Linked DNA regions of Homo sapiens: region 2 is linked to region 1. A link is a loop called in an ENCODE intact Hi-C map of the cell type or tissue named here. Cell type or tissue: chondrocyte. All regions are shown on one strand.

Region 1 (2,500 bases):
CTGCTTTTGTATATTTGAAATTTTCCAGGATAAAATGCTAAAATAAATTAAAGTATAACTTCAAATATTTAAAGGATTACTATGTAAAAAGAAAACTAGATTCTATAGAGGAAATCATCTGGAGGAAAATTTGGAGTCAGTATAAGAATGAAATAGGCAACAAAGGAATGTATAGCCTTGCAAGGTAGGCGGCTTACACTAGGAACCGGTGACGCACAGGTCCCAAAATGGCAGGGTTAGAGTACAGGGAATTGCTGTGACTACTGAGAAGTTGGACTAGTAGCTTCTAAGGTCTCTTCCAACCCTAAGATTCCACTAACTATTCATCAATTATTGATCTACGAGTCTGACCTCTGGTATAGTTTTCCCAATAAAGTCAGCACCCCATTACTCCAAAACCCTATGAAACAATTATCTATATGAACTACTTGATACTTTGCATAAACTATTTCCTATATTCTCCACTTTCTCCAATTTTCACATGTATTTGGTAAACTTTTTTTGAAGACTTTCAAAAGTCAGAATTACACTTTATACCTCTTGGAATCTTGTATTCCTAGCACAATTTCTGGTACATATTTAGCCATCAAAATGCTCTTTTGACAATCCCTCTCAAGTCGGCATCTTATAACACTGCGCCCTTATATCTTGCCATTCATGTCTGTCATTCCCTGTTATCCCCTGATCACAGATCGTATCCTACACCACTCCTATATGCCCCAACCCAGGCCTAGAAGAGGGCTCTGTGCGTATCTAGAAATACAATGAATAAAGAATTCCTTCTACAACTGGGGCTGTTAAATTTTTCAAGTGATAATTTCACTCTGAAAACCAAATTCTGAATTCTGAGACTGTCTTAATCCCTGAAAACTTCATTATTCCAACTGCAAAGATAATACACACCTTCACCCAGGTGGCTATCACCAGAACAAACATGAATAATACTGAAAAATGGTTTGGTTTTCCTACTTGTTTTCCATCCTGGTGGTCTTTCTCCTGAAACCCTCAGGTATTCAATGTCTTTATATGCCCTCTGACCATCCAAATGAGAATTAGGTGAGGGATGAGATCTTACAAAATGCCAGTTGCTACACCAGACATTTTACATTATCATGTCATTTAATTCTTACCAACAATTGGAGTATGTATTATCTAAATTTTTCAGATGAGAAAGTTGAGGTTCAAAGTTTAGTAATTTGCCCTAAACTTCTAATCGATAGCTTTGGGATTTGAAATAAAATCATCTTGGCTTGAAACCCATGGATTTTAACAGAAAAACAACAAGAACGCTCTTTCCTATTCGAGTCTTGAAATAACAGAACCTAAAGGAAATGGCTTTGGTGAGAAGCATACTTTCTCTGTAGCCCTAAGGGCAACCTGGCCTCCAACTTCAAGAGCTTGCTTAGTCCTCTAATTTACCAAGAAAAAAAGTCCAATTCCACCGAGTACCACAAGGGGGAGCTAAGTCCTAAAAAGCCTAGATAAGCTTCTAGACATTAAATGTCTCATTTGGAGCATGGCTCCCTTTAGAAAGATCTGAATAAATATTCTGCCATAAGTGACTCTTTCTAAGAAACAGACCTGACAATCCCTTTCCTGCTTAAAATCTTCCAAGGATCTCTGCCAACAATGGTCTGACCACTCACTATGGTGTACAATTTCCTTTCTGACTTTCCCTGAGTCCCTCCAACAGACCTTCTCCCTCCTAACTCCATACTTTTTTATTTTTATTTTTTCTGAGGCAGGGTCTTGCTCTGTCGCTCAGGCTGGAATGCAGTGGCACGATCTCAGCTAATTGCAACCTCTGCCTCCCGGGCTCAAGCTATTCTCCTGCCTCAGCCTCCCAAGTAGATGGGATTACAGGTGTGCACCACCCTGCCCAGCTAATTTTAACTCCACACTTTAACAACACCAACTGGCCGGGAATGGTGGCTCACGCCTGTAATCCCAGCACTTTGGGAGGCCAAGGTGGGCAGCTCCCATGGGCTCAGGAGTTCGAGACCAACCTGGGCAACATCACAAAACCCCACCTCTACAAAAAATAGCCAGGCATGGTGGTGCACACTTGTGATCCCAGCTACTCAGGAGACTGAAGCAGGAGGATCGCCTGAGCCCAGGAGGCAGAGGTTGCAGTGAGCTGAGATCACGCCAATGCACTCCTGCCTGGGCAACAGAGCAAGACCCTGTCTCAATTTAAAAAAAAAAGAAAAAGAAAAAACACCAACTACCCACGCTTCCCTGGCTTCCCCAAATAACCTTTTCTTCATGCCTCCATTTCTCTGAATGTGTTATTTCTTCTGCCTGACTGCATGCTGCCCGCCCCCCTGCCCACATCCTTCCCCTAGCCCTTCTATTTGACAACTCCAAGTCAAGCTCCCATCTCTTTCGAATCTGCTTAAAGCATATCTCAGCGAATTTCTGGCCTTTCCTATCACTCTCCCTCCACGATGAACCAATTTATGCCACAGATTGTTCTACCATCAGGTAAATACTTCTCTTC
Region 2 (2,500 bases), 1.2 Mb after region 1:
ACTCTTCCAGAAAGAATAAGGCTTTTGCTCTTCTATGTCCTCATAACTTTCTGTTAATTTTGCCTTTCAATATTTATTTCATTATACAATTATTTTAATTTTTGCACTATTTCATTCAAAAATACGTATTGAGTGTTTACCGAGAGCCTGGCACTCTTCTGAGCTAAAGGGACAGAGTGAAAAACACAACAAACTGTCCATGCCCTCAGAGAGCTCACATTCTCGGAGAGACAGACAGTAAATATGTGACAAACAAGTAAACAAGGCATGTAAAAATTGTGATAAACACTCAGGAGAAGATAAACAAGATTAGGTATTAGTAATTAGGGAAGGGCATCTATATTGATAGATGCAGGCTGTGAGGGTAAATTTTATGTGTCAACTTGACTGGATCACAAGGTGCCTGGATATTTGGTTAAACATGACTCTGAGTGTGTCTATAAGGGTGTATATGGATGAAATTAACATTTGAATCAGTAGACTGTGTAAAGCCTCATCCGATACATAGAAGGCATAAATAGAACTAAAAGGCTGAGTAAGGGAGAATTCTCTCTCTCGACTGCCTGTCTTCAGCTGGGAAGTCAGTCTTTAATGTCTTCTGACTGGGGCTCTGAGTTGAATTACACCATCAGCTCTCCTGGGTTTCCAGCTTGCCAGTTGCAGCTCTTGGAACTTCTTGGTCTCCATAATCACAAGATAACATACCTATAGCTATATCTTTATCAATATCTTCTATTGATTGTTTCTCTGGAGAACCCTGACTAACATACAGACTTAAGGAAAGTCACTCTGAGAATATGGCATTCATGCTGAGCTCTGGAGAATGAGAAAAACAAAGCAAATAAGCCCTAATATGAACCAGAAAAAAAATTCTAGTAAAATGAAATATGAGAGCAAAAGCCTGAGGCTGAAAAGAGCCAGAGAGAAGGCAGTTAGCATGAGATTAGATTGGAGAGGGAAGCAGAAATCAGGTCATCTGGGTCTGATTGGTAAGGAAGGAGCTTCAATTCTTTCTCCAAAAGCATTGAAAAAGCAGAATAACTGTCCTTCAATAAATATTTGTGTGACAAACGAGTTAATGGATATATAGTTATTTTCCAAATGGTGAAAGCAATTTGAAAACTCTAAAAAGGATGGCACTATTTTTGTCCCTATTCCTTGATAATTTTCATTTAAAGGGCCCTGGCAGTAGGGTAAAAGGGAAGGATGCTGATAAAAGTTGGCTCTGTCGTATCAGAACAGCAGAGGATGATGGATGTGCACCCTCCATACGAATGAGTTTCCTGACATTTTTGCCGTTTGGGGTTTTTATCTGTTGTTGCAGAATATGTGTGCACTAATGCAGACTACATCTACCAAATATCATGAGCAATGAATCATCCGCTCAGCAAGGAACGAGTAAACTTCACCTCCTCCCAGGAAGCTGGCTGCAGCTTTGCACAAGAGCACCCTCTTCTGTGCAGTTGCAGCCCCAGCCTTCAGAGAGCAGGAGCGATGGCCTTGTGCAGTCCCACTGTGATCCCCATTCTAAGGGAAGCACAGCTATGCAATAAAAAGAAGTCCTTATTAGTTTCCTTCTTTGCCTCCACCCTTCAGAGGATCACGTAACACCAAATTCCTTTGGAATTATCTAGGAAGGTGGAAAAGACTAGGGAGTAGAGTTCGAGACACTTTACTGAAAGGGAAAGGAAATAGCTTTCCACCCAGTAAAATTCTACTTCATTACCTAACATTACAGGGATTTTCCAGGATGCTCAGGTAGACCAGCTCTAGAAACTAGGGAAACAACGTGATGTCCAGAGTCCACCGGGCAGAGAGATGCACAGAGATTTAAAAAGAGGGACATTGTATAAGCTCAGCACATGTAGCAGTTTGTGTTTTGCTTTGTGTGTAATAACTTTAAGTCAAGGGAATTGGGGCTCTAGTATAATTCTATACTGCTTTAAGTACAGTTCTTTAAAGCAGAATCCCTTGTACAACGGAAAACTAACTACAATTGGGGACCTGGCACATGGAGTTCACCTAAATATTTATTAAACAAATAAAAATATTGGCTTCCCATGTCTTTCAGGGGAGGGAAATATTGAGCCTTGTCAGCCATTCATATCTTATTTTACTGGTTATTTCAAGTAACTATGGCCACAATAACATTGCATATAAAACAGCCACAAAATCTCGGGAGCATACAAAAATGCATTTACGCAGCTTGCAAGTGTGCTGGTTGGCTCTGCAGTACTGTTGGTCTCAGCTGGGCTCATTCATGCATCTGCAGCAGGCTGGGGTCAACTGGGGGGCTGCTGATTTGGGGTGGCCTCAGCTCTGGTGGTACAGCTCCACTCCCCATGACTTTTATCCTCCTCCTGGGATGAACTGTCCGTTCTGGGCATATTTTTATCCATAGCAATGCCAGAAGTTCAAGAGTGTAAGTTGAAGCATGAAGATACTTTTCAAGGCTGCTGCATCATGGACGCTAATATCCCACTGACTGAAACAATTCACA

The links. Hi-C counts contacts between places; a loop is a spot of excess contacts. Peaks named below come from ENCODE experiments on the same cell type or tissue, not always from the same donor. Only the 100,000 strongest peaks of a DNase experiment are listed, where the experiment ranks them.
Region 2: it touches region 1 in a loop (3-fold over the local background); 2 of 110 quality-filtered maps call a loop at or near these places.

What each region holds. Positions count from the first base shown.
Region 1 is chr1:222,633,559-222,636,058 of GRCh38, reverse strand. All of the region lies in intron 6 of MIA3 (MIA SH3 domain ER export factor 3), which reads right to left. Among named protein-coding and RNA genes, the nearest start is that of MIA3, 17 kb to the right of the region's middle. In chondrocyte, CTCF peaks have their summits at 1,255 and 1,457 (motif pointing right); no DNase peak of the experiment used is centred here.
Region 2 is chr1:221,477,178-221,479,677 of GRCh38, reverse strand. No RefSeq gene overlaps it. Among named protein-coding and RNA genes, the nearest start is that of LINC02817, 140 kb to the right of the region's middle. In chondrocyte, a CTCF peak has its summit at 1,453 (motif pointing left); no DNase peak of the experiment used is centred here.